2 separate regions of the Homo sapiens genome follow, and region 2 is linked to region 1. A link is an interaction called in ENCODE POLR2A ChIA-PET data of the cell type or tissue named here. Cell type or tissue: GM12878. All regions are shown on one strand. Each heading gives the region's core, and the rest is flanking DNA. Links, peaks and the distances in the headings are about the cores only.

Region 1 (15,513 bases), core at 4,475-6,974:
TGGGTGGATCACTTGAGATCAGATCGAGACTAGCCCGGCCAACTTGGGGAAACCCTGTCTCTAATAAAAATACAAAAAATTAGTTGGGCTTGGTGGTGTGCACCTGTAGTCCCAGCTTCTCAGGAGGCTGAGGCACGAGAATTGCTTGAACCTGGGAGGTGGAGGTTGCAGTGAGCCGAGATCATGCCATTGCACTCCAGTCTGGGTGACAGAGCAAGACCTTGTCAAAAAAAGAAAAAAACCACACACACACGGTGGTGGCTTTTAGGTGAATCAAATCCCTTTTACTGAGACTTTCTAACCCTTAGGAGCTGTCCCAAAGACTTCCTGTGGCAATGTAGTCTGTGGGGTAATTGTATTAGGATAATAGGGTTGAAACATATCATAATTTAATGAGTTTGTGGTTTTCTTACTCCCAGAATTAAAAAGAACCTCTATGAATGTCAAATTTAGTAATTATCAAACTGAACAGACTTTGGCTCTATTTAACCAACGGGCACATAGTCTGTAGATAACAGCATGATTTGGTATTTATAAAGAGCCTATTCCCCCTGCTCCTACCCTTAGACACCAGAAATTCATTAAATGTAAAGCCTTACATAATTCTGTAAATAAACTCACTTATCTGGAATGTTCCTAGCCTCTAAATTAGGTATTAAAGAAGAGATATCATTCTTTTGGGACAGGCCTTCGGCTTTCCCTAAAATGTAGTGGCTAGGTATGGCCCAGAATACAAACTGGCTAGAGTTTGATGGAATTTAATGAATAACAACAACAACAATAATAAAACGCCAGGTCTCCTTGGTGTGAGAGCAATAAACAATTAAATTCTTGGGAAAGAGATGAAAATAGGATCTAGTCCTTAAGTGGCCTAAGGCCTAGCAGATTCCTTCTGGCCTTAGGTTACATACATTTGGGTTGATTTGGATTAGAAACATGAAAGTACAAATTTTGCCTTTAATTACATATTTTTTTCAGTAGTACTCTTGCTAAATGTCCAAAGAAATATAGAGCTAGACAATAATAATAGCTTAGATTCATGTCGCAAGTGTTTTACATGGATATCTTTTAACCCTCACAAATAACCCCAGAAGGGATACTATTATTATTTTCCCCTTTGAAAGATAAAGAAACTGGGATCCAGATATGCTAGGCAACATCCTGTAGAATAATCTGGCTGCAAACCCAAACAAACAGAATGACTGCAGAGTCTGAGATGATAAGGACAGGTAATACCATCTCCCAAACTCTGCTGCCTCTCCACTAAGGGGTAGCAGATTGATAGCAAGACCTTTTCATAGGAGGATCACTAAGTGCTTTGCTTGAATGTAATGATAACTTCCCCCAGCAATCCTTTGGTGTGGTTTATAGTTTTGTTTTGTTTTTGAGACAGAATCTCTCTCTGTCACCCAGGCTGGAGTGCAGTGGCGTGATCTCGGCTCACTGCAACCTCCACCTCCCATGTTCAAGCGATTCTCCTGCCTCAGCCTCCCAAGTAGCTGGGATTAAAGACATGCTCCACCACGCCCAGCTATTTTTTTTGTATTTTTTGTAGAGATGGGGTTTTGGTATGTTGGCCAGGGTGGTCTCAAACTCCTGGCCTCAAGTGATCTGCCTGCCTTGGCTTCCCAAAGTGCTGGGATTCCAGGTATGAGCCACCGTACCTGGCAGACTGGAGTGCAGTGATGCCATCTCGGCTCACTGCAACCTCTGTGTCCCAAGTTCAAGGGATTCTCATACCTCAGCCTCCCGAGTAGCTGGGATTACAGGTGTGAGCCACTGCACCCTGCCTGGTGTGGTTTAAAAACCAAGAACTAGGCTGGATGTGGTGGCTCATGTCTGTAATCCCAGCACTTTGGGAGGCCAAGGTGGGCGGATCACTTGAGGTCAGAAATTTGAGACCAGCCTAGCCAACATGAGGAAATCCTGTCTCTACTAAAAATACAAAAAAAAAAAAAAAAAAAAAAAAAAAAAAAAAAAAAAAAATTAGCTGGGCGTGGTGGTGAGCACCTGTAATCCCAGCTTCCTGGGAGGCTGAGGCAGGAGAGTCACTTGAACCCAGGAGGCAGAGGTAGCAGTGAGCCAAGATCACGCCACTGCACTCCAGCCTGGGTAACAGAGTGAGACTCCATCTAAAAACAAAACAAAACAAACGAACAAATGAACAAAACCAAGAACTGACTAGAGGCCCATCAAATGGAAAAATGATTTGTGTTAAGGCACTCCTTGCAAAACTGGCAGATAGGGGCAGAAAGAGAAGAGGCTCTTACCTTCACTTCTGGGACTTCGCCAATGGCCAGTGCTCTTCTGAACTCCACATAGTGAAAGACAAATAGCATTCTTTCCAGTCAGTGTGCTCATTTGCTACTCCTTCTGCATTTCTCCCTAGGGGCCAAAATTCCTGGCAAAGAAAAATAAAACCAGGATCATAGCCATAGAAATCAGATTATAAAATTGCTTCCTATCTGAATTCATATTCTAACCTTTCTTTAGTGCTTTCATAAACCCCTCCCAGACTGATAGAATTATCTTTTTTATGACTCATGGATATATTTTACTTTGCCATTTTTATCCTCTTTACTTTGAGGGAGAAGATCAGATGATGAAGAAGATTCACCCTGTAGTGCTACATAAGATTTTATTTTACCCTAACATGTGGACTATGGACCTAAAAAAAGAAATATGTTCAGCTTAGTATTATGTATAAGAAATACTTTTCAAAGTTTTACAAAAACATAATCCAATGATAAATTTTATTCATTTAAAAAGCATTTGTTGAATTCTTTCTAGGTGTCAAGCACTGCAGTAGATTCTGAAGATACAAAAATAAATAAAACATTCCTGCCCTCAAGACACTTACACTCTTATGTGTAACACTGTGTGACCATTCATCTGGGCCTTCCTGAGACAGTCTTGGTTTACACCTGTTTTCCCAATGTAAGTATAAATAGCAACCCCTTTCACTCTCAAGTGTTCCTTTTTAGATGATAAATTATATATACCCTAGTAATAATATTTCCCACTAGATGATGTTTTTAAAATACTTGTAATTCTTGGATATAAATAAAAAGTACAAACAGCGAAGGACCAAAAATGTACTTGACACTCTGTCTTCATTTTGGAATCACTATTTCTGTCACTGAGCGTCAGTTTAAGTCAGTTCATTGGGAAAATGTGAACTTGGTTCACATTATTTTTGTTGTGGTTTTACATTATTTTACAAAATGCAGCTGCTGTCCAATCTCTATAGGGAGGAAGAAATGAATGGCTAGAAAACTTAAGAAGATGAGAGAATACTGCAATAAATGGAGATCAGAGTATGTATCATATCATATACTCAACTCCAGTTTTGGTACAGGCCAAAGATGAATAGGGCACAGAGGTCTTTAAGGGCAAAAGCAGTGTCAGGTAGAGCAGCCAAAGCAATGGCTGAAGGCAGTTGTTGTCAAGGACCTCTGATCTTAGAACTCAATGTGGCATGTGGCTTTCCCTCAGACTCTGGTTTCTATTCCATTTCTAAAAACACCCAACTCAATGGTTTTTAAAACTATCCGCAATGTACTTTTGTGAAAGGTTGGTGTTTGCAGAACTTCTCATTACACATCATTCTATGTACTGTTGTCTGAATATGTATACGTATGTATTTTGATATTGAAGACAGACTATTTTTAGTTTCCTTTGGATATGTTTGGAGAAACTCCTAACTGTTGCTATGCTGCTATGGAAACGGTATCCACGTATACTGACATGTTTACAATTGCTTAAAACACTATAAACTTTCCAGGGCAAAGGCAAACAGCTTACTTCTATCAAAGTTGCTCCATGCTTTCCTTTTTTTATTAGTTTATTTATTACTCTCAGCCCCATGTTGGAATCTGTTTCATCTGTGCCTGCATTAAAGAGATTTTTTTTTTTTGCTGACCCACATATTCGTTTAATTGATTTCACATTCACAACTATAGTGGCGCTGAAAGCCAGTGAAAAATTTTCCCCGAAATAAAAAATATTCCTTGTTAGGAATTAAGAATTGAATACCTGCTATTTTCCCAGAAGAAAAATGGAAAGAATACTTCTTGAGAGTATGTTGACAGTCTGTCTAGAATTTTCAAGTGTAGGAGACTTTGAAAGTAGCTTAAATGTAACGATTGTAATTACTATTTGTGTATACAAAATGAATTTAAGGACTATTCTAATTGCTAGGAAACATGCAAACCTAAAAAGGAGGTTTATTGCTTTTTTTCAAGCATAGGAAAAACTAGGTGGCTGAGAATCTTTACAATTTTTGGAGAAAAGAATCTTAACAAAACCACAGGAATGAAAGTGAATAAGAACCTGTTTGTTTGAAGACATCAGAAAAGTGGTTTTTGTCAGGGCTGTTTTCTAGGAGTCAAAAAATATTTGAAAGTAGAATCTATAATTGTGACTCATACAGCAGTGGGTCCTGATTACATAAAAAAGGCACACACGCTCTAGTAGAGCATATTTTTTAATAGAATTTTAAACCCAGAGTACTTTCTCCTTTAAAATCTCTTTTCCAAAATTTGATACCTATTTTGCGTAAGTGTACAGTAAAACAAATTTAGGCTGTCATGATGGAGTCTACTTTCCTCTCTCTTCTACTGAAATCTCCTTTTTGTCATCTTCTTGAAATGGTCATTTTAAGTCACACATAAAAAAACAAAACAAAACAGCAAATAGAAGTTTTATGGGAATGGAAATGATTCACGGAGAGCTGGTTGCAGCAGGGAACTGGGCCTCGCTTGCATCTGGAGATCAGGGCTCTGTAGAGCCAGTACTTGCCCCTGACCCAGCCCCCTTTCCAGCAGTGTTTATATGCTTTCTCTGCTTCAGCTGATCAGAGGATATTCCATTCTAAGCCTTTCATGGGACAATGTTTATGTGATTTTTTTTTTCTTCTTCTTTGTGGGGAGGATTCCTCCCTGCCTCTTGGAGCTTAGCAGCACTAAGAAATGTCATCCTAAGGTCACATTTAGATTAAAACCCAGTAAAACCTGATGGACTTGTTATAGCAAGTGACTGTGAGGGACACTCACAGTATGATGACTGTGGCTTGCTAGTCTACCATGGGGACAGGAATGAGGGTGGGTCACAGGAGGTCCTAACGGGGAGGCAAATCTGCTTTAGCAGCAGCTCGTTTCAAGAGGCTGGGTGTTGCGGCATTAATTCTCCTGGGTTGGGAGCCTGGGCAGGGTGGGTGTCAAGTGGCTCTGGCAACTGGACCCCTTCGGGGTTGCCCTCAGGATCAGGATGAAAAGGGGGAAGTCAGGCTGGAGCAGCAGCGCGGTTCACGCAGAGAGCACCCCAGGCAGCCACGAACTGGCTTGCTCCGTTCAGATTTCTCTTAAACAGCAGTTTTCCGTTTCTGTTCTATGGCCTCTGAGGGAATTTCCCAAATTAACCTTCACTAAGCTTTCCTGAGGGACTGTTTTTGAGCGCTGATGGGGGAATTTCCCCCTTTTGACCACACTGTTGCCCGGAGACTTGTTGCTGCTCTTCATCTGGGGATTTTCTCACTGGCATTTTGCTACTTCCTGTTTCCCAAGAGTCTCTGCTCTCTGGGAACTGAAGATTTATCAAGAGAAGGGGACAAACAGCCTTTAGGAAAAAGGGGAGGAGGGTGTATTTAATACAGTGGTGCTTTTCTTCCCCTCCTTTAGTTCTTTGCTACAGTAACATTGGATTTGAAAATCAGGCCCAGGGAGCTTGCTGAGAGCTTCGGATTGATTACGCTAAACATTCCACAGGAACTTGAGTTGTACGGTGTAATCACAAATCACATAAATGATTGTTTTATTAGAATATCTATCCTCTATTTGGGATGGATAGAAACCCCTGTGTTAAAAGAAACCACTAAAGAAATCATTACTCCTTTTACTTAGTGAAAATGCACTACCACTTGTTGAATGTTTCCTGTGTGTCAGCCATGGCACTGGGGCTTTGCATACATTTCTCGTCTGATGCTAGCAACAACCTGGAGGAGTAGGGCTTATTCAGACTCATTTAATAGATGAGCGAACCAAGCCTCGAAGAGGCTCTGAGAGGTTAACTGACAACCACATTTTCCCGGCTGGTATTAAGCAAAGCTCCAATTCTGTGGATTCCTAAAGCCTATGCTCATATTTACTCAGCTATAAATTTGTATTGAACTGGGGATTTGTTTCATGGGTCTCTTAGGTGCTATTACCAGGAAAGCAGCAGGAGAGACCCCGAGAAGAAGCAGATCCCCAAAACCAGAGGTGAAAATATTTTAGGGAGCAGTATTGATAGTCCTTGGCTTAACCCTGTGCACTTGCCAGGCCCTTTTGCCATGTCACCTGGAAAAAGCTGCTGACTTGAAAGGTGACAGGAATAAATATATTTAAAAAGCTTCAATTGAACGAATTCATTAGTTCTTTCTCTTAGAGAAACTTTCCACCTAACCACTGCTGTCACCTTGCTACTTCCTACCCTAGCTTTGTACATTTTATCAAGGGTATTAGAAATAATTCCCCTGGGGACAGGTCCCAGAATCTCTCTGGCCCTGCTCTGTGGAAGTTGACATCTAGAGAAAATAATGTTCTGGAATTGCTCTACCTCCTTGACTCTTGATGCTCTTAAGCCAGATGAGTGTCTGTGCATGCATGTGTGCACGTGTGTCTGTGTTCTTGTGGTATGAGGTTCTTGGGGGATGGATTATTAGCCACAGTTGACCTTTGCAAAGTTCTCCAAGTATTAAATATTTTCACTTCCACTGGAGGAGTGATCAGCATACACGAGGGGGTGCTGGAAGCAGCTTGGGGAGTGACCTGGCTGTTCCTGGGAGTTCCTGAGGAAAGGGGGTGCAAAATCTGCATTGGTGCCCCCTGCTTCCTGCACACTTTGCAGCAGCTCTTCCTCTCCAGGGTTTGTCTAGGAGGGCTCCTAGCTGTATTGTCTTCATCCACATAGTGAACTCTGATAACCACCAAATGTTGAGAGTTGACTAGTTGCCTAATAGTTTACCTGCATTGACTTAACTTGATCCTCACCCATGAAGGTAGGCAAAATGATTCCGTTTAAAACAAAACAAAACAAAAACAGTGAGAAGACCAAGGCCCTGGAAGGTTAAAATGGCCCAAACCTACCGGCCGGGCGCGGTGGCTCACGCCTATAATCCCAGCACTTTGGGAGGCCGAGGCGGGCGGATCACGAGGTCAGGAGATCGAGACCTTCCTGGCTAACACAGTGAAACCCCGTCTCTACTAAAAATACAAAAAATTAGCCGGGCGTGGTGGCGGGCGCCTGTAGTCCCAGCTACCCGTGAGGCTGAGGCAGGAGAATGGCGTGAACCTGGGAGGTGGAGCTTGCAGTGAGCCGAGATCACGCCACTGCACTCCAGCCTGGGTGACAGAGTGAGACTCCGTCTTGAAAAAACAAACAAACAAACAAACAAACAAAAAATGGCCCAAACTACCTAACTAGTAAGTCAAGGGGTTGAGATTCAAATATTGGTGGGTCTGATTCATAGCTGTAGCTTTATTATGGCCAGGGGTGGGTGAGTGGAGTAAATCTTATTTATTTTTTAATCACTAGGAAACTATATCCTAGCCTTGAAGTTGCAAATATACAGGCTGTTATCATTTCAAATAATCAGGTGGTAGAAAGAGAGCAAGATTCTAATCAGCACAATGCCCAGGCCAGGGAAGGAACGTGGCGCGACCCAGAGGACCCTGGCTTGACCAAAAGTGGTATTTGGAAAAGGGGGCACCGATCCTCTTTTGTGCTAAAGGGGACATGGTTTTCTTATCTTCACTGTTTCCAAGGCATCTTCTTAGTGGTGGCTCTGCAACTAGAGAGGGCTAAACAAGCAACGCCAGGTTTAGGCTTTCATCCCATTGTGCTTGAGAAAAAAACAAGTCTTCCCAAATCTAGTACTTTACAACACTTCATAATTAAGCAGCCAAGAATCTGTCTTTCAGTGTTTGTGCCCAGTCACTGGTACACATTATAATCAAAATCCCTTTTCCCTTCAAAGCAGAGCATCACTGCCTTTCCCACTATTCTCCTGCAGAAGAGCAGGGGAAGGAAGCACCAGGGTCCATCATGGAGGTAAGAGAAAAGTTCTGCTTCCCATGCCCACTATGATGTATGCCTCTCATGTATCACATGGGGTCCAGGCTGAAAGATGTAATGTGCAAGAACCTCGAGAAAAGCACAGCTGTGTCTTGGTGGAAAGAAAGGCACTTCTATCAGGAGTCTGTCCAAGTTCTAATCGTTACCCTTCTCTCCAAGTGCCACATCTTAATCAATTTCAATCCCTTGAATGTTGTCCCTGTTCATTTTGTGCTGCTATAACAGAATACCTGAGACTGGGTATTTTATAAAGAACAGGTTTCTTTCAGTTCTGGAGGCTGGGAAGTACAGGGTCAGGGGCCTGCACCGGGCAAGAGCCTGTGTTTTGTGTTATCCTATAGCAGAAGGCAGAAGAGCAAGACAGTGTGAGAAGGAGAGAGGGTGAGGAAGGGGGCCTGTCTCTTAAAGTCATCTCTTAAAGATCTCACTCCTCAATGCTGTTGGGTAGGGGATTAAGTTTCCAACACATGAACTTTATGGGACACGTTCAAACCATAACAAACATAAAAATCAAACCAAACCATACAAAAATACTCTGAAAATATTTTTTCTTTTCAAATTAGAAATGACATCATGTAGGTTTCTTCATGGCCTATGGAAAATGGTGTGGTGGCACATCCTGGTATATGGGAGTTTGGCAACAAACAGAATTACCCTCTTCAAATTCTATCAGACCACAGGTAGATTAGGGGAATTTTCTAGTTCATTGCTACCTGTGTACCAAGAACAACTGGTTCAGAGGGCTCTGGCTTGGTGTGACAGGGGAAACCCATACTGCTAAAATAAGCTCTTACTGCATGAAATCTGGCTCTAGAAAAATCTTGCACTACTACTGACTCAAAATTTATTTATTTATTTATTTATTAGAGACAGACTTTCACTCCATCGCCCAGGCTGAAGTGCAGTGGCACCATCTTGGCTCACTTCAACCTCTGCCTCCGGGGTTCAAGCGAGTTTCCTGCCTCAGCCTCTTGAGTAGCTGGGACTACAGGCACCCGCCACCATGCCCAGCTAATTTTTCTATTTTTAGTAGAGTCAGGTTTCACCATATTGTCCAGGCTGGTCTCGAACTCCAGACCTCAAGTGATCTGCCTGCCTGGGCCTCCCAAATTGCTGGAATTATAGGTGTGAGCCACTGTGCCCAGGCTCTGACCCAAAATTTATCATCACTTTCTTCAATTTCTATTCCTATGGATCAAAATGTAAGATGGAGCCAAATGTCCAGTGGCAAGTTAACGTATTATTTGAACTTAATACAATTCTTGATTGCTTCATTCCTTAATTTTTCTTAAAAGACAAAATATTTCATTCTTTTAAATAGTTCTTGTTCTTAACCCTGATGGTCATGGGCAAAGATCCTTATTTTCCAGTGGATGAGAGGGAACCCTTTATATTTTTGATCATAGATATGGTTTATGTGCTCATCCACACTCTTGCTCCCCGTATCCATCAACTCTTTGACTGTGTTGTTGCAGGTGCATTGGGTTGTTTGGTCCTGGAACTTCTCCAACTTGCAGGTCACCAGGGCCTGAGGATGCAGCTTTCCCTGCAGTACTTTTTCTGCTGCATGGAGGCATTGTTGCCCCCATGGTAGCCAGCGCTGCATGGGAGCAGGAGGCCCTGCATCCTCCTCATGTTCTGTCTTTCTGCCACATCCTAGACCCAACCCTGCGCAGTACCTGTCTCTCCAGTGCCCAGATGAACTCAGGAGGGCATGCCTCCCCCTTCATCGGCACTTCCTGGGCCATCACTGTCATTGCAGGTCTCAAAACTAGTGTTCTTAACCATTCTGCTATATTATATTACAATTGGAATGTTGCTAACACAGACATAAGTTTCACACAGAGATTAGCAATACATTCTTTTCCATAGTATATTAAACATAATTTCAACATTTATTCTTGCACAAGGAAACTACTTATACAGCTAGGTGAGGAATGATCTGTGTCAGTGAAAGGCATAAGATAGAACATGTTCTTTTTACTTAGAGATGATCTTTACTATGATTGTGGGTGCAATAAATGTTATCTCTTTTGGAGGATATTTTCAGAGCTATTTAAATTAAATCAGATTTTTAAAATGCAAGTTTCAGGATATTACCAGTGATTTAGATACCATGATATGGCTTAGGTATAGTTTGAATAAAGAGCAAAATAGCAAAAAATTCCTGCTGTTCTCACCTCTCCAAAAAAGAAAAGTCTTAAAAACAAACAAACACACATGCACCTTTGGGTTTGAAGTTAGCCTTTGTTATTAGCACAAAACACCAAAATTACAGTCAAAATTAGTCACTGGAGTTATATCTGACTTTTAAGACATGCTTCCTCCTCTGTCTTTATCTTCCTCACACCCACAGCACCCACATACCAACTCACTGCCTTTCCCCATCGTACAGTATTATTGGAAGTAAGACATTGGATGCTAAGAGCTGCAAGGTCTTGGGTATAAGTGGCAAAGGTTGCTGTGCTTATGCTTCACAAGGTGCTCTTGCTGAGATAAATGGTAGCATTTTGAGAAGGATGGGAGTGAAGATCCTAAAACATATATCAATTTGAGAAGGCCTCTTTTGCTCTTTTCTTTCTTTCTCTTTCTTTCTTTCTTTCTTTCTTTCTTTCTTTCTTTCTTTCTTTCTTTCTTTCTTTCTTTCTTTCGTTCTTTCTTTCTTTCTTTCTTTTTCTTTCCTTCCTTCCTTCTTTCTTTTTCTTCTTTCTTTCTTTTTCTTTCTTTCTCTCTCTCTCTCTTCTTTTCTTTCTTCTTTCTTTTTTTCCGAGATGAAATCTCGATCTGTCACCCAGGCTGGAGTCCAGTGGCATTCTCAGCTCACTGCAACCTCCACCTTCCAGGTTCAAGCGATTCTCCTGACTCAGCCTCCCGAGTAGCTGGGATTACAGGCGCATGCCAAGACGCCTGGCTAATTTTTGTGTTTTTAGTAGAGACAAGGTTTCACCATGTTGGCCAGGCTGGTCTCAAACTCCTGACCTCAAGTGATCTGCCCTCCTCGGCCTCCCAAAGTGTTGGGATTACAGGCGTGAGCCACTGTGTCTGGCCTGCACAGTTTCTTCTATAATGGAGATGATATTATAATCTCTAAAAAGACCTTGTACAGAAAAGAAAATTCATAGTTTGTTAATTCCATTGTAAATTGTTAATTTTCCAATAATGTTCTAGTAATTACATAGTATTTAGTAGACACTTATTAGACATGTTTGCCTGTCTGAAAAAATAGGACATTCATTTAGCAAGTATTAATTTTACATACTAATGCCTAACAAAAACACTTAAGAAAAATGGGGCTACAGCCCCAATTCTTTGCATCTCCTTTTGAAAGCAGAATTTTTCTAAATGGTTATCGATATTTGCTGCCTCTAATTTCTCTCTTTTTATCACCTCTTAATCTTTCTTCAGACAAGTTTTTCTCCCATGAATCCTCTACTGAAGCTTGTCTTTTCAAAGTCACCAATGACTTACACTTTTCTTTTGTTTTTTTGAGACAGATTCTCATTCTGTCACCCAGGCTGGACTGCAGTGGCACGATCTCGGCTCACTGCAACTTCCACCTCCCGGGTTCAGGTGATTCTCCTGCCTCAGCCTCCCAAGAAGCTCGGATTACAGGCATGCGCCACCACGCCCAGCTAATTTTTGTATGTTTTTGTAGACAGGGTTTCACCATATTGGCCAGGCTGGTCTCAAACTCCTGGCCTCAAGCAATCTGCCTACCTTGGCCTCCCAAAGGGCTGGGAGTTCAGGTGTGAGCCACTGTGCCTGGCCTGACCTACACTTTTCTAAGCCCATTGCTCGCTTCTCAGGCAACATCTGAGGTGTGTGTCAGTAGCATCCGACACAGTGATGACTGACTTGTCTCTGAAACAGCTTCTTTACTTGGCTTCCAGCACACACCCTTTCTTTATTTTCCTCCTCCTCACTTCCTTCTGAGACTCCTTTGCTGGTCCCGCCTTTTCCCTCTGACCTCATAATCTTAGTCCTGTTCTCTTCCTTACTCACCTTCTTGGTGATCTCACCTGGTTTCATAGCCTTAAATATCATCAGAAGCTGCCAAATGTGCACCTCCAGCTCAGATTTCTCTCCTGAACTCCAGAGCTTTATCCAGCTGCCTGCTTCATATATCAAACTTAACAAGTCCAAACTTGGACTTCTGTTCTTCCCTTTGAAGTTGGCTCCACTCCCAGTCTGCACCCCATCCGTCGATGGTGACTCTATTCAAAACCTTTCGAGTCTTTCTGGACTCCTCTTTCTTTTTTTCTTTTTTCACATCCGAATCTTGTTGGCTTCCTCTTCAAAATATATCCCACATCCAACCACTTCTCACTACCTCCGCTGCTACCAATCTGTTCCAAGCCATTGTCATCTCTCTCTTGGATGATCACATTCACTTCCTCACAAGTCTCTCCACTTCTACCCTTGCCACACTGTGGGATTTGGTCAGAGAGATGCTTCAGATGTGTAGGTTCATCGTATCACGCCTCTGCTGGAAAACTCACAATAGTGCCCTCTTTCATTCAGAGTAAATACAAGTCCTTACAAAGGCCTACACCACTCAGATGACCAACTCTTCATTACCTCTTTGGCTTCATCTCCTGCTAACCTCACCTTCACTCATTCCATGCCAGCCACACTGGTCTCCTGACTGTTCCTCAAACACTCCAGCTATGTCTGTTCCTCAAATGCCCCAGCTATGTCTGTTCCCTCAGACGGGGATACTTTCCCCCACAGCACATGACCCACCCCTCATCCTCATCACCTGTTCACTCAGTTCTCACCTTCTCAGCAAGGCCTCCCCTGCTGCCTAGCTGAAACTGAACTTGCCTTCCCTCTCCACAGCTGGCACTCCTGATGCCTTACCCTGGTCTAACATTTCCTTTTCCCAAAGCATTTATCGCATGTAATATCCTACTGAAATTACTTACTTATTGTGTTTATAGTTTGTTTTATGTCTTCTACCTAGAATGTAACCTCTATAAAGACAGAGATCTTTTGTTGTTGTTGTTCACTGATGTATTCTAAGCACCAGATCAATGTCTGCCACATGGTAGGAAATCAGTAAATATGCTTGAATAAATGAAAGTTCAGAACTTCAGAGACAGGAACGACAAAAATGAGAAAAGTCTATAAAAATCATATCTGTGGGCCCAGCATGCGGGCTCATGCCTATAATCCCTGTGCTTTGGGAGCCCGAGACAGGAAGATTGCTTGAGTCCAGGAATTTGAGACCAGCCTGGGCAACATAGTGAGACCTCATCTCTACCAAAAAATAAAATTAAATTAAAATAAAATAAATTAAAATACAAAAGTTAGCTGGGCTTTGTGGCATAGCATTGTAGTCTTAGCTACTTGAGAGGCTGAGGTGGTAGGATTGCTTAAGCCCAGGAGTTTGTGGTTAGAGGGAACTATGATTGTGTCACTGTACTCCAGCCTGAGCAACAGCAAGAACTTGTGTCAAAAAAACCGCACTCCCCCCAAAAAAAAACAAAACAAAACACATCATATCTGTGTTGATTCAGTGAATTTAAAAGGAATTTTTTCACTTACTTCCTGATAACAGAAATAAGCATATGACTTTGCAAATTTACATATTAAAAGCACCCATGACAGTTTATTCACTTCAACTGTTGTTTTTGAAGAACTCAATAAGTGCCTTTTCTTTTCAACCCTTCTTTTTTTTTTTTTTTTTTTTTTTGATAAGCCTCCTTTTAAATACTCAAACCATCTGGGTATTTGTACTCTGAAGGCATCAGAAAGGCATGTAGCTAAAGCATAGAACTGATCAGGTTTCATGGTCAAAACGACACCTCAACATTTATTCTGTATCTTTGAAGGACAATACCCATAGCTCCCATCTGGAGAGTACTCACAGTGTTCATAGCACTGGGTAGAGGGCTTGAATTCCTATCACCTGTGTTTTCAGCTGAAAACAAGTGGGATTCTGACTCACAAGTTGGCTTGTGGGTAAAACCATTGACTACAGTTGGTCCGGGTCTGATGACCACTGTAGCTGTTACAAGTTTGTACTAATGCTTCTCTTTTTGAGACATTTCAAGTACTTTTCTCAGTATTATGAGGTAGATTACATGTACGAATGACTCAACATTTCTGAGGCTGCTTAAGAGTGTTTTCTGGTAAGCCTAGCCACTACATCATAGGTGCATGGTAAATGACAACATGGTTTGTATAGAGGTTAAAAAGGGCCATTCATCTCACTGCCCTCATTGGAAGGCCTAAAATAGTCCAAGATATTTTATTCTGTGGTTTTCACCTATGCCCTTTTCCCTTGTCCCAGGAAGACTTAAGTGGATTTGCTGTAATAACTGTGTTATGCTATGATAGATAGAATCTGTGTTATGATTAAATAGTTGACGTCTGTTTATAAAAAGTAACTTTTACAATTTATAATGGAGGTTATATTACTTAAAGTAGTTTTATTTGAAGAAATAAAAATTCATCACTCAATTTCAATACTAGGGCTTGAGATTACTGTTGTATTTTTAAATTCAAACCATTAGATGAATATAATTATAGGAATATGATAACATTGTAGGAATTTGGGGAAGTTTTAAAAATTACCCATAATTTCATCTAACCATTATGATCATTTGTACATATTTCCTGTCAGTCATTTCCTAAATGCATGCTGCTTATTCCTATAACTGAAACTAATACCAGTATCACTGGATGGTAAGTTCTTTGAGAATGGGGCCCCTTTCTGATGATTCTGTGTATACCCGTAGTTTAACACAGAGCCCAGTAGAGGCAGATGCTAGAAAAATTATTGCAAAAGAATGGATTAATAAGCAGATCTGCTGAGGATCTAAAACTTAATTAAGTACAACCAATGCTGGATTGATTATTTTGTTGATTCACAAGAAGAGGCCAAAGTCCCAACCCTCAGCAAAGATCAGCCATTCTATGACCTCCTCTTCTGCTCAGATCTCTAGGGGCAGCACGGGAGAGGAAGGGGACAGTCAAATGGTGATGTGTTACTCTCCTGCTTTGCTCGAAAACGATAGCAGTAATTTCTCTTACTTCTCCATTCCTTGTCTGCAGATCACCTGGCCCTAGAATGGCCTTATATCTCTGAGATACAGACTGACGCTAATAAATGAGTTGCTGATCCTAAAATAAAAGTGGAAATCAGGTTTGGAGTTTGATGTAAAAGCTGGAGAGGCACAGGTTTGTTGCTCATTTAGATTACAAATGTCATCGAAAATAGAAACCAAAAAGGTTAGGTAATTTCTAAATTAATCACTCTTAGAATAATTACCATGTCACAGCATCTGTGTGCTTTGGTAGAATTTGAATAACACTTTTTTGCTCAGAATAATGTTCTATTCTTGTCACCAAATAATACTTGACGTCTGTGCTCTTGTACTCCCGAACTGCAGGAAG
Region 2 (15,513 bases), core at 6,854-9,353, 73 kb before region 1:
GGAGATGGCCAAGTGTTCAACTTTAGCTCCACTCTTTTCTATATGTTGTTATAATTTTATACCACAAAGAAAAAGCTGAAAATCAGACAAAAATTTAATGAAAGGCATACCATGGAGATTTGTTTCTTTTTGCTCACCAGATAGAGCACTGCCTTCCTAAATTGGCTGTTCATACTCCCACTTTGTGGGCTGTGTTTACCTGGCAGTCTCTTTAAACGAACAAAAGAAAGCTAGGTATCAAAAGTACTGCCATAGGTAACCCACATAATGGGAAAAATTATTTGCAAATCATGTATCTGATAAAGGACTTATATCTAGAATACCTAAAAAGGTCTCATAACTCAATAAAATATAAATGAAATTAAAATTTGGTAAAAGATCCATTTATTTCTCCAAAGAAGATATACAAATAGCCAATATGTACATAAAAAGATGCTCATTAGCCATTAGGGAAATACAAATCAAACCCACAATGACCACTTCAAACCCATGGCTATTATCAAAAAGTCAGATAATGACAAATATTGGTAAGGATGTGGAAAAGCTGGAGTCCTCAATCATGGCTAGTGGGAAAGTAAAATGGTGTAGTTACTTTGGAAAACACTCTGGCAGTTCCTCCAGATTAAACATTAAGTTCTCATGTGACTCAGGAATTCAATTCCTAGGTATATACCCAGGAGAAATGAAGACCTATGTCCACACACAGACTGTGCATTAATGTTCACAGCAGCAATATTCATAATAGCCCCAAAGTAGAAACAACCCAAATGTCCATCAACAGTCGGATAAACAAAATGTGGTATATCCATATAATGGAATATTATTTTGCAATAAAAAGGAATGAATTACTGATATATACCACAACATGGATGAACCTGGAAAACATTCTGCTAAGTGAAAGAAGTCAGTCACAAAGGATCACATATTGTATGATTCCATTTATATGAAATGTCCAGAAAAGGCAAATCCAGAGACAGAAAGAAAGTAGATTAGTGGTTGCCTGGGAGGGGAAAGAAAGGGGAGAAAATAGGAAATTGGGGAATGATAGCTAAAGGCTATGACATGAGATTTGTTTTTCGGGTGAAAATGTTCTAAAATTGATTGTGCTGCACAGCTCTGAGACTATACTAAAAACCACTGAAGTGTACACTTTAAGTGTTTACATAAATGGTATAAAAATTATACCTCAATAAAGCGAAGCAAGCAAGCAAGCAAATAAAGCTCTAGCACATTAAAAACAAAAGCCTGCTATAGACTCAAGGTTCACTGGAAGCTGGCACATACCTCTGGAATTCAAATATATTACCGATCTTATGCAACTTTATAACCTACATAAATTTTAAAAATTCTAGATACTGTTAACTCCTACTTCTTGGCCAGAGAAACTGAGGGAAACTAATCATTTGAACATTCTACAAGATAAATTTTCACAAGCAAAACTGAAAGCTTTCCCAAATGAAGTGCTTTTTGTACCAGAAATTATGAAATTGACACTTAGGTTTGGAATTTTAAATCTCATAATCTGTTTCAGACTAGCTTTAATCATAAACATGTGCTTTTTTGTTTATGTTTTTGCTGATAATCTTGCATCATGTTCAATGAGTGTTCTCTCTGACATCAACCACCAACTCTCCAATTCTGACACCAACTGGGCATCCAACAAATCAATTCAGTTCTGACACTATTATCTACCTTTAGTGTCAGATCTCACAAGTTAAAGGGCTCATGCCACAAGACTCCCCTAAGTTCAGATGCCAATCAAAGTCCCAAACCACCTGACTTCTGACCAACTAGCTATAAATTGGGGGTTCCCACAACCCCCTCCTCAGGTTCCATAATTTACTGGTACAGCTCACAGAAGAACAAGAAAACACTTCTTTTATGTTTACTGGTTTATTAAAAAGAATGCAACCCAGGAACAGCCAAATGGAAGAGATGCACAGGGCAAGGTATGTGGGGGTGGGGGCGGGGGCGCGGGGAGGGTAGAGCAGTGGAGCTTCCATGCCCTGTCCAGGAATGCCACCCTCCCAGCAACTTGATGTGTTCACCAACCCAAAAACTCAATCTCCAGGCCTCTGTCCCTTTCCCAGAGGTCACTGGGTGAGACAAAAGTCCCAACCCTCTTAATTTCTTGGTCCTTCTGGCGACCAGCCCCATCCTGATGCCATCTCAGGGCCCCACCCTAAGTTACCTATTATGATCAGAAAGGGGGTTGTTATAAATAATAAAAGACATCCTATCACTCAAAAAAATTCTCAGCATTATAGGAACTCTGTGCCAGGAAGACAGCGTGGTAGAAAGACCAAATAGATTTTTGTATTACACCACAGCAACAGCATCGAAGTAAGCTGAATATTCAAATACATAGCTCAATATAATCCCATGACCAATAAGTTTCACTTGATCCCTCTGAGGACAAAGACATTACCAAACCAACAGATTTGGTATTTAATCCAATGCCTGGTATTTAATATAAATACCCAATGTTTTAATTAATTACCTAGCCTGTCCCTCTAGCTAGCTAATAGTTCTATTTGGTTAAATAGCTAGAAGTCAAAATCTTCTAATAACTAATATACCTAGGTTAACAGATGATGATATCCCTTCACCACAGAAGTACCTAGATTAGTACAGGTTGAACAACCCGAATCTGAATCCGCAAAATGCTCCAAAACCTGAAATTTTTGAGCAACACGACATCGTAAGTGGAAAATTCCACATGTAAGTACTTAACACAAACTTTCATGCACAAAATTAATAAAAATATTGTATAAAATTGTCTTCAAGCTATTTGTATAAGGTGTATATGAAACATAAATGAATTTTATGGGTCCCATCCCGAAGATATCTCATAATATATATGCAAGTATTCCAAAATCCAAAACACTTCCGGTCCCAAGGATCTGGTTAAGGGATATATTCAACCTATACTCTCCATAAAATGCTAATTAATGATTTCTTCTATTAATAACCATTGTGAGCTTTCTTTGCAGTTTAATTTGCTTTGATGTTGGAGCAGTTCTTAAACCAAGGGCTGTGGTCTCCCTATTTTTTTTTGAGACGGAGTCTCACTCTGTTGCCAGGCTGGAGTGCAGTCACACGATCACAGATCACTGCAACCTCTGCCTCCCGGGTTCAACCGATTCTCCTGCCTCAGCCTCCCAAGTAGCTGGGACTACAGGCACACACCACCATGTCCAGCTAATTTTTGTATTTTTAGTAGAGACGGGGTTTCATCATGTTGGCCAGGACGGTCACGATCTCTTGACCTCGTGATCTGCCTGCCTTGGCCTCCCAAAGTGCTGGGATTACAGGCATGAGCCACTGTGCCCAGCGGGTCTCCCTACTTTTAATTTAGTGCATCTAGAGTCACCAACAACACAATTACTAACCCAACAAATATTACTGAGCATTCACTATAAGGTCAGAAGTTATGGGAGTATTCAAACTAATGCAAAAGGTATGCCTCCCTATACCAAACATTTGTTTACTTATGTTTACTAAAAAAGGATGTAAATTAAATCAGTATAGAACAGATATCATATTAATGCAAAAGACCATAAATACCGTAAGACTTCAAAGAAAAGTGTTATTACTTAGGAGGAAGAGGAACAAGAGGAAGCTTCATAGCAGAGGTATTCAATTTGGACCTTGAGAGACAGACCGGACTTTGATAAGTGAAAAAAAAAAACCAGTTTAGGTGGAAGAAACAATCGCATAAAGATAAAAAAGACAAGGGGTAAAAAGTATATTGTGTTCTCAGGAAAGGGTAAGTCAGTAGGTTCCCTGGAGTTTGGTTAGGAGATAAATAAAAAGTAAGTTTGTGGAAATCATGAACCATGGCTTTGTAAGCTCAGTGACTGTTAGGAAGTGCTGAATCAAAAAACAAAAAGTATGACAATTATTAACTCCTCTTTACATCTGTATAGTAAAGAAAAATCTCTTTATACTCTTAGAAAGATGGATAGACTACCAAGACCAAAGAAAAGATTCCCTTAACGCCTATTAATTTGTAAAAGTCCAGGTTGTTAAATAACACTTGTGCTGATATTTATTAAACAACAACAACAAAATAAAGGAGAATGAAAGCACAAGACCTGTTAAATTCCAAGCCATTAAGAGTTTATTTGAGGCCGAGCAAGGTGGCTCACACCTGTAATCCCAGAACTTTGGGAGGCCCAGGCAGGAGGACTGCTTGAGCACAGGAGTTTGAGGCCAGCCTGGGCAACAGAGTGAGTCCTTGTCTCTACAAAAAATGTAAAGTTTCAGACAGGCATGATTCTGTATGAAATTTGTTGGGATACCATGCTTTAGTAGATCATAACATCACAGTTATGTTTTTCAAACAATGTTGAGTGAGGTTTTCTTGTTTTTTATTTTAAGTTTATTTTATTTTTCCTCACACTATCAGGGAGAAGAGTAAGGTTTTTAACATTGATGAATATGGCTTGAATTTGAAGTGGATGTCTTCTGGGAACTTTTGTTATGTTAAAAATATATTCATTTAATGCTGTTTTAACTTTTTCCCCAACCCTCTATTACCAACAAGACCTTGACTGTGACAATTGCAATTTTGCTAACTATAATTCTTTTCTATGTTGTCAAAGGATTATTGTACTTGAAATTGGAACTAACTTGGAAAATCTAGGTGGTTGTCTCAGCTGACCCCTGAAAGTTGAAATTTAGCTCCCCTTTAACCACACTGTTAGGACTGACCACTAGACAGGACTATCTTTTTTCCTTTTTTCAAATCAACTCTCCACCTTAGTTTATCTATTCTTTTTCCAATCAACCATCTCAGATAAAAACAGGCTCCTCCCGTTCATATAATTTAGTCTAAGTCCTTCTTTCTGAAAAGAAGGAATTCTGCTAAATCAAGTTCCCTTTCAGGCAATTTCAGCTCTGGCCAACATTTAGTAGATTAAAAAAAAATATCAACCAGTTTTCTTCACACCCAAAACTGAGAACCTATTTGTATCAAAACTGAGATTCGAAGGTGTGTACAGGGGTAAGGAGCAGTGGTATAGTTTTAAAGCCTAGAAAAATAATTCTGCTTTGCACCCTGATATTTCTAAAATTCAGGTTAGTTCAGTAAACATTTATGGAGTGCCTATTATGGTTCAGATTCTGTGCTAGGAGACTAATATGAAATGTTCCTATCTTAAAAGGAGCTAATGGAATTAGAAATAACACTTTTACCCTCTAGAATTTTTCAAGATTTTCTATTTTCAATCATGTAATAATAATAATAGTATTAAAAGTAAATAAAGTTACACATGATATATTTTTCTCCTTTTGAACTAAGTGATTAGAATTGCAAATGTACTTCTTAAATATACTATATACATCTTAATTGCCACAAACATTTCTTTCTCCTCACATCCCACCCCCAAAGCAGATTCTTTTCTTACAGTAGCCCAAAAATCCCTAAAATTTTACATTTCTAACTAGAGTTACAGACTGAGTCAGACTAATGTGACATCCATAAGGTTTTTAAAAAATTCTTATTTTGCTTCTACTGTTATCTTTGTCCTAATTATGCCATCCACCTTTATTGGCATTTACTGCGGAGTGTATGATAAATTTAAATTTCTACACACATCTATGAATTTCATGCAGATTTAAATTCTCAGCAAGGATCTCCTCTATTAATATTTTCACATAGTAACATTTGTCAAACTCTTGGGTTTTATGTAAGTTAAAATGATTATTTTTTCACTATAGAAATTCAAATGAGATCCTAATTAACACATTGCTCCTTCTTTGAAGACCTTGACACAGACACAAAATTGCTGATATTTGGATCTATAAGTTTGATGAGTTTTTTGTTGCTGTTCTGTTTTACCTTTCACCATGGAAAATTTGGTCTATCACCATCACAATGTTTACTGAGCCAACTATCTACAAGGACAAATAGCAAAGCTTCTTATTCATTCCAGCTAAATCAATTAGGCTATTCATACACTTACTGACCATTTGCCAAAGTGCCACCCTTTTTTGGTATCAATAAAAAGCAATCTTATAATAAAGGTTTATTTTGTTTTGAAAAAAAGCCAGGGTTCTCAAATTCACTGTATTACTTTGCAACTCTTGCTTCCCTTGCCTTCAACATTGTGTGGGTGGAGGAAAGAAACCAACATATTCAGAACAAAATGTGAAGTCAAGGGAAATTTTTAGACAGCAATAAGTTGTGAAAATCACTTAAACTTACTGTCAGAACAATCTTTTGTATAGAAACATAAAGGGAGGCATTTTAATATACCCCTGACATTCAATGAAAAAATACGAGGCTCAGAATACCATAAACCCAGATACTGTATTTGTTTAAACTAATTGGGCTTTTTTATATATAACTCAGTAAACTGCAATTACAACCATATTCAAACAAGTTTTGTCTAATTCCTCTTCTTAATACCTTTTCAAAAAGAGGACTTTATTTAAAAAACAAATTCTTAATAATTCATGAGATATATTATTTCTTTTTTTGTGATTATGAAATGTTCTTCAGTACATATTTAGGCTATTTATAAGTTTTCTAAGACCATTCTTTTAAAGTCACACTGTATCTTCAAAAGCCCACTTTAAACAAACCCTCCTATTATTTATAAAACACACTAAGACTTACGTAAACACCAAACAAATAAATACATTGCTGATTCTAGAATATGTATAATAGAATATAGTCTACAATTGCTTGTATTGATGATCCACATAAAGTCACAGGAATTTCTTAAATGATAGAAGATTAAAGTAGCACTTTTTAAGGCAATGTATGTACTATTAAGTTTTCATGCAAATCACTGATTACCTCTCCAGAGACACAATGTAATTTTTGTTAGAAATGATTTTCAACTCTAGTATATACTACGAAAAATTATTGTGGTGGCTGCAGTAGAAAGCTTCTCATTTGATGTGTCCCAATAAGCTATGTGACTTTTGATTTTGAGATTTTGAATCATGTGTCTTTTGAATCCACCATAATTCCAGATTCTTCCCAACTTTTCCCCCCAATTTAAAGTGACATGGTTGTTACTCTCTATATCACATATATCAAAAAAAGAATTTCTTTTGAGATAAGGTCTGGCTGTATTGCCCGGGCTAGTCTGAAACTCCTGGGTTACTCCCATTTTAGCCACTCGAGTAGCTGGGACTACAGGCATATGCCACTATGCTACGTTCATATATCAGACATTTTTGAAAAAAATGAAACTGAATATGTAATAAATACTCAGCAAACAAGTGTTGTTAACGTTATCACTATTCACTTGTAAAAAATTCTAATAGTATTTCAAGGCCCATTTGATGTTCTTTTCCCAGTCTGAAAGTTTTTCCTTATTCCCTAAACTGGGTATAATCTTTTTTGAGCTCCCATAGTTTATCTGCAATTCTTTTATGGGCCTTATCCAGTTTTATATTATAGTTACATATGACCCTGTGCTATCTTCTATTAAAGCTGAACACTCCTCCAAGGGAGAAACTGTCTTGCTCATTTTGCAGCACTTAATATTGAAGAAATAAGGGAAAGACATTAAAAAGTTTGCTAAATTAGATCTTACGAAATCTTCATTTTAATTTGGTGCATAAAAAAGCATACATATTTCTATAAAATTTATTCAAGAAATTTTGAAGAAAAAAATAAAATTTCCTAGAGACTATAGAATGTTAAAGCCTTTTGGGAACAGATGTGCTCATTCATATACACAGTAATATAACACAGGAAATAGAAGAATCTATCTAAATGATATTAGAAGCCATAATGTATTATTTTTTATTTCATTTCATACTTTGGGTGTTAAAAAGGAAGAGTAAAACACAATGGGTAACTTATTTTCCTTTTTGGTAAGAACTGGGTTTTCATTTTCAGACTAAAATCAGTTCTAGAAATCAACACATAAAGACTCTGTTGTTACTGCCCTTCATAACCCTTTACTCCTATCTCTCCCTGAGGCCCTGAGTACCTAGGAGAGAACCTTCGTTTTCATGGTTCTTTATGAATTTCTTGGTCCAAAAGCACAGTTTGCTTAAGACATTAAAAAACTAGCTATCAACAAATTTCATTACTAAAGCTAATAGGAAAATTAATAATAAGATATTATATTAAATTTGTTAAAGTAGTGCCAAATTTTAAATTTTGATATATTCTTAAAGCTCTCAGGGGTCAAAAAGTTCTAGCAATTCATATATATATATACACACATATATATATACACACATAGGTTCAGGTCAATGCCCTGGGGGTAGGGACCTCTGACTTATAATACCTAATAAAATGTAAGTGCTATGAAAATAGTTGTTATACTGTACTTTTTAGTTGTATTTATTGTTGTATTGTTATTTTTTATTATATTTGTTTTCCAAATATTTTTGATCCATGCTTGGTTCAATCCTCAGATGCAGATTCCATGGATACAGAAGGCCAACTGTACTCGAGAAACAAAGGCAGAAACGACAGGATCCTAACCGGCATGTAGAGAGTGAAATAGTAATCTCTCTCTTTTTTTTTTTTTTAAATTGAGACGGAGTCTCACTCCATTGCCCAGGCTAGAGTGCAGTGGTGCCATCTTGGCTCACTGCAACCTCCACCTCCCAGGTTCAAGCAATTCTCCTGCCTCGGCCTCAGGAGTAGCTCAGATTACAGGCACACACCACCACGCCCAATTAATGTTTGTATTTTTAGTAGAGATGGGGTTTCACCATGTTGGCCAGGCTGGTCTCGAACTCCTGACCTCAAATGATCCACCCACCTTGGCCTCCCAAAGTGCTGGGGTTACAGGCATGAGCCACTGCACCCAGCCAGAAACAGTAATCTCTACCAGTATTGTAGGAGGCAGAACAGATATGGAAAGAAAACAGAGGTCTTTTTCACTATGGTAAGTTTGAAGAATTTTAGTTAATATGTCTAATAAGCAGTTGAAAATTTAAATTGGCTCACAGAGAAAGGTACTGAATTGGCAACAGATCTTTCCCCCTCCTTTTTCTCTTTCCACTAGACCAAGTCAGGATGCCAGTAGAAATAATAAAAATAGCTTCCAATTCTTGAGTACCTACTTTATGCTTGACATCGTGCTGAGAACTTTATATATTATCTCTATTCCTTTCAACAACCTTACCAGGAAGATACAGGTTGAGCATTCCTAATCTGAAAATCTGAAATCCAAAATGCTACAACACCTGAAACTTTTCAAGTGCTAACACAACTCTCAAAGGAAATGCTCTTCCAAGTATAATGCAAATATTCCACGATCTGAAAAAATCTGAAATCCAAAACACCTTTTGCCCCAAGCATTTTGGATAAGGGATTTAATAAGTCCCGGTGAGGCTTGTTCTCAGAACCTTGAGATTAAGTAAACTGAGTCAACTGTCCAAGGCAAAAGAGCTACCAATTAGTGGGGGAGGCATCTGAATAAAGTTTTCTTCTTATTAAAGACTCTATTATACTACCTTAGCTTTAACTTGAATGACCACCTATGTCAAGTTCATTCTGGAAAGGGAAAAACAACAAAATTAATGGAGCTCTCAGACTGAGAAAATAGGGAATAAGTCTAGGAATATGTGGTTTCAAAAAGTACAAATTTAATAGTGATACGAAAGAGCTGGAGAAAAAGAAGTGGAGTTATAGTTTAAAGACCCTTTAAACCAGAAGGAGCCTTGGAAATGGCATAGTACTTTTATAAGTAAAGTGTGGTCCATGGCCTATAGCAGTAGCACACCCAGAAGCCTGCTAAAAATGAAGAATCTCAAGCCCCAGCCATACTTACTGAATTAGCATATGCATTATAATATGATCCTTAGGTAATTTGTATAATACATTAATGAAAAACACTGGTCTGATACCATTACAATAGATGAAGACACTAACCAGGTTAAAAAAACAGTTTGCAAAGCTAGAACTCAGGCCTCTTTATTTCTTGGTCTAGAATTCCTATGTCTTCATCATGTGCCCTCCAGACAAATACATCACTTCGAATTTCACTAACCTGAGGTCTGTGCCATAAACATTTAGAACTTAAAATGAGTTTCCATCAAATTAGCACTAAACATTGTTATTTGTTACCATTTCATTTGGAATTTTAAGTACCCCCATGAGTTTTCTTCAATCATTTGTTTTAACATCACTAAATGAAACATAAACATGCTATCCCTGACTACAAAGAATTCTTAAGCTCATACAGTGAGTTTCAACCCTGAGCACTCAATGTGAAGAGACAGTATAGATAGAAGAGAGAGACTTTCTATAGGCAAATTATTTAAAGTCATAGAATCCTGGAGCTGGAAGAGACCCAATATAGCTGAGATGACAAAGAGATTTCATCAGAATGGCAATTATATATATAGTTTCTGACAGTGCTGTATAAAAAAGTTACCTGAAACTGGTTTGGGATACAGATACCGATACAGATACAGCTACTAGCTGTATCTGCCATGGGTTGGTTCCAAAGAGGGTGTGAGTGATGGAGTTACTGACCTTGTAAAGATAAGGAAACTCAAGCTCAAAGAGGTTAAATGAAATATATAAGGTCACATATTGAGAAGATAAACCAGAACTCCAGGTCCCCTAACTTCTGATATAGTGGTTTTTATCCTGTATCATATTGCCTCTCCTCTCTATTTATTCAATAAAAAATACAAAATCCTTTTCATGTAATAGATAATAAAAACCAAACCAATTAGAAATTAACTGGGAATAAACACCTCAGATGGTTTTATGGGCATTATAGGATTTATAATCCTATAATAAGGACATACATGGAAGTATGTTAAAAGATTTAAAATGAAGCCCACAACCTATAGATTTTATCATTGTGAGCAATGAATGATCTCTGACTCAGACTGCTTTCTGACATTCTTACTTCATGTAGAGTTTTTCCATATGACAATTCTTCTTTAGAGTTTATCCATGATGACTCAGGGTACCTAGATGGTATGAAGGAGCCTTCAATTTAAGGAGTAGGAGGAAAATGAGGGGGCCTACTGAATCATTAGCAGCCTACTCAGTTCTGAAACTCAGCAAATCCTTTTGGAAGCCATTTTAAAGTCAGCTTTAGGAGACAAATTCTGGCTAAAGCCTTAAAGACTGGTCCTTAAGAGCTGAACTATATGCAACTAAATCAACACGTTATTTCTAAAAGAGACACAACCAAAAGGCTTTAGCAAAATCTGATCTTCTTTTTGTTGAATAAATGTCAGTGATGAATTTTTAAAAATGTCTGCTCTCAATGAAGTTACAGATCTGCTCAAAGTTTAAGAGCCCCTCCTCAAAATTCATCCTAGTTCCTTTGGAGAACAGACAGGGCTAGTTCAGAAACTGAATCATCCTATTTTAAATGAAAGTAACAGTAAAGCAGTAAGTATATTTAAAAAGCTTTTTGATACATAAGGTATGTCTATAGGACCGGTTTCTAATTAGAAGCAGCCGCTACTTTACAAAAGATACGTATTTAACACATTTTCTCATGAATGATAAACTTAGTTTTGTAATTTGGATGTTTTGATCCTTTGATGGTAAATTTAAAGAATGACAGTGAGAACAATTCAAAGAAAAATCCATCATGCTAACTGTAGTCTAAATTAAAGCCAATCAGCTTTTAGTGCTTCCAGTACATGCAGTTCATTAAATCTGAAATAAACCCAGAGGAACATGAAATACTACGGATAGTATCTGCCAAGAACCAGGAATTCAACATTAAAGTTTTGAAAAACCAACAAAGCACTTTCAATTGTTTTCACTTATTGTTAAAAAATAAAATTAAACTGTGCCTTCTAAAGATTAAGCCAAATGATATGTTGAGCACTACAATGAGTTACTAGAAAAATATCAGGGCCAGTCACTTCATAATTCATTCTTGTGGAAGGAAGAAGTTATAACCTTCTTTACCACATTACTTATCTTTTTATCTTTTCCTCTTGACTGTCAAAGAGATGCTCAACAGAAGTACAGTTTTCCCCTAAGGTCATATATGGTTAGTATTACAGTAATGATGAGGTCCCCAATTGTTTGACATTTTTAGAAAAGACAACAAACATCAAGAGCTGAAAATAGTTTTTGAAATTCCACTAGGCTGTTAATTTTACTATCAAACTTTGCTAGTTTAGGTATGTAGGTTCTGGATGGATGCAGGATTAACTCAATGAGTTTGAGTTTAAACTCAAACTGTTTCCTACTGTTTCCTACATTATTGAGTTAAAAAAGTATTGCATCCTACAGGTCATGTAGTTATCTCTTAGTGTCTGATGAGAGATCTCCACCAAGGCACACACCAGAAATAGGCAAGGAAAGTTTAAAAAGATTAAGTATGGCACAAATAGGAAAAGTATTGTACTTGCCATCCACAGGTTACTACTTTATAACCTTAATTCATTCCAAGTCTACTTTATAAGTATAAAAATGGCAGACAAACATAGAAAACGCTGTTGAAGAGCAATAGGCATGACTAAAGCTGGCAAAGGATGATAAAGAGAGCTATTGGCAGAGTAATGAATAGATGAAAGTGAGACAGGCAGGAAATTACAAGTATCTTGCAATGCACAAGCTGAGAAGAATAACCTTGAACCTGTTGCTGTAAAAATCTACAAAGCTTAATAGATTGAATTTTCAAATAATCTCTCAATTATTGTTACTCATTATTATTTCCAAAATTAAGTATAGATTTTATCATGGTCATAAGGTTTAAGTCAACATGAAATGTAAGATGCACTTTTGCAAAGCAATAACTTCTCTTCAAATGCAAGGTGTATTATTACTTCTATTCTCTACTTAATTTACACATCTGAGCCTTAGCTCATTAGGTCATAGACACTTAAGCACATCCAAGTTCAGAGAATTATCCATACTTATATTTACTATTTTGTGAGATCCAATTTCTTCCTTTCCTTCCTTCTCTTGCTGCCTTCCCTCTCTTTCTCTTCCGTCAGAAGTTATTCATTTATTCCACAAAAATGGAAATGAAAAACAGATTCATGATCTTACCAGCAAATCAACAGCCTGAATGAAAGCTTTCTAAAATAAGTTACACTTCAGTATGGTCATCATCATAGAAGTTCAAAGATCTTTATGAAAAACCACTGCCACTTTTTTTTTTTAGATGAATCAAAGGTTTTAAAAGACTTTCAGAGTTAATGGAAAGCCCAGGAATTAAATATGGGCTCAGTTGTTCCATGTTAACAAACTAGTGTTTAAAATACGTTAAATAATCTAGTCTAGCAGCTCAGCCCTGATAGTATGTGCAGTATATGGTAAGAGAGTCTGGCTATCTATACATACACATGCATACATACATCTACACACACTAAAGGGACAAAAACTCTGAGTGAATTAAAGAACTAGATTCCTAACAATTTACTGAAAAATGTTTAAAATAGGAAGCTTTGTTAAAGTATTCCTTACACAGTTATATACTTATATTCTTAGTGGTCACTATGTAATTAACTACATAATAAAAGTTCATAAGTTCTACTTCATGGCATTACATTTTAAATGATTGGTTAAAAATACAAATGAGGCTGGGCGCGGCGGCTCACGCCTGTAATTCCAGCACTCTGGGAGGCTGAGGCAGTGGATCACGAGGTCAGGAGATCAAGCCCATCCTTGCCAACATGGTGAAACCCTGTCTCTACTAAAATACAAACATTTAGCTGGGCGTAGTGGTGTGCGCCTATAATCCCAGCTACTTGGGAGGCTGAGGCAGGGGAATCACTTGAACTCAGGAGGTGGAGGTTGCAGTGAGCCGAGATTGTGCCACTGCACTCCAACCTGGTGACAGAGCAAGGCTCTGTCTCAAAAACAAAACAAAACAAATGAAAACGTTGTGCTCCCCCACCATTGGACATAAATAACAAGAAAAAGAATGGCTTTCTTTACTCAATATTATCAGGAGAGTAAAAATCACTGAAATGTTTAGTTTCTCAGGTTGGAAAAACTGTACCTCTAAAGAATGAACTAGTATAGTAATTGTTCAAAATTAGTAATCCTACATGTATATTGTCCTGAGAGTAGATTTTTACAATCCATATTTATTGAGGTTTTTGGGGGCATTTAAACATTTAGATGAGATCCAATTTTTCCTATGCCTTTTTTAATAAAAACAGTTCTTATGGTAAATCAGAATGTTCTCAAAACAACTACTAATCTGAGAAATGAAGCATGAATATAAGAAGACTTAAGAACCAGATTCATCTCTTAACACTAACATGTGTTAGTCTTTTAGTTCCTTCCCCAAGTGTATGCCATAGCGACAAGACTTAAACAATTTCACTGTGTTTTAAATACCATCCCTTTAGTCTTGAATGCAGAATATAAATGAAATTTACCTGAAATTACTGTTTTGATACTTAGTATTAAGAATTGTATATGATCTTGTATGTGTGTGTGTGTGTGCGCATTTTGTGAGACCTTAAAATATCCAAATTAGTATGGTGCCTTCCATACTAGTCACTCTCAGAGGTTATATACCCTTATTCCAAATGATGCTACAATTATCCACAACATTATTAAAATTCCTTTTTAGTCTATGGGTGGATCTGACTTTTACAAACAATAACTGCCTTCTCAGACTGGATCTGATTTTTAGAAATAGCCTCAAGTTACTTCCCATTTTCTTTCTGTCAAGATCCTCTGTGAGTCATATCTGATAAATAACATGAAATATCACGTGGCCAATCACCCCTTTTTTCCTTAAAAACAAGGAGCAAATACAAAGTAATGAGCTATTTTCACGTGTGGCTCTTAAACTGGCTTAGACGACAAAAAAAATTTTTTTTTCTAAAAATATTGAGTAATGCTAGTATTGTTAAGTGTATAGCTTCCATGGTGACTACTCTAAAGTATAAGACTTATTTTAGATAAGTGTATAAAATATTTTTCCTTTAAAGATGGATAACCAGCCCTACACAATTTAGTCTTCTCTAACCTTCCTTTCCCATGCTGATGCTGATTTTATGTACTCACGCTCACCCTGATCTAGTTACGCTAGTTTTTTTTGTTTTGTTTTGTTTTTTTTAGACAGGATCTGGTTATGCTGCTCAGACTGGTCTGGAACTCCTGGGCTCAAATGATCCTCCCACCTCAGCTTCTTGAGTAGCTGGCACTACAGGTGCAAGCCACTATGCCTGGCTCACACCCTTGTCTTCTTGTAGTTTCTTGCAGTTGTAGGCACGCTCCCATCTCAGGGCCACTGCACTTACTATTCCCTCTGTGTATAATGTCTTGCTCCAAGGAGACCTGCAAGGCTTGCTGTGCTACCTCCTTCAGGTCATTACTCACTTTAACTATTTATCATCTTCTCAATGAAGTCTTTTCTCACTACCCTTTAAAACTGCATCTTGGCCAGGTGTGGTGGCTCCCACCTGTAATCCCAGCACTTTGGGAGGCGGAGGTAGGTGATCACCTGAGGTCAGGAGTTTCAGACCGGTCCGGCCAACATGGTGAAACCCTGTCTCTACTAAAAATACAAAACTCTACTGGGCGTGGTGGCGTGTGCCTGTAATCCCAGCTACTCAGGAGGCTGAGGTAGGAGA

What was found. Peaks named below come from ENCODE experiments on the same cell type or tissue, not always from the same donor. Only the 100,000 strongest peaks of a DNase experiment are listed, where the experiment ranks them.
Region 2: POLR2A ChIA-PET joins it to region 1 with 11 read pairs; 8 of 35 experiments call an interaction of 5 or more read pairs at or near these places.

What each region holds. Positions count from the first base shown.
Region 1 is chr2:64,198,958-64,214,470 of GRCh38, forward strand. It overlaps LINC00309 (long intergenic non-protein coding RNA 309), which reads right to left and starts at 6,528. Exons shown (of 6, transcript NR_033837.1): 1 at 4,333-6,528; 2 at 4,036-4,131; 3 at 2,271-2,401. RefSeq lists an enhancer at 5,293-5,622. In GM12878, for the core only: no CTCF peak of the experiment used is centred there; DNase peaks (open chromatin) are centred at 5,524 and 6,067; H3K4me3 peaks cover 519 bases; H3K27ac peaks cover 2,243 bases.
Region 2 is chr2:64,123,126-64,138,638 of GRCh38, forward strand. All of the region lies in intron 1 of PELI1 (pellino E3 ubiquitin protein ligase 1), which reads right to left. Among named protein-coding and RNA genes, the nearest start is that of PELI1, 14 kb to the right of the region's middle. In GM12878, for the core only: no CTCF peak of the experiment used is centred there; no DNase peak of the experiment used is centred there; H3K4me3 peaks cover 578 bases.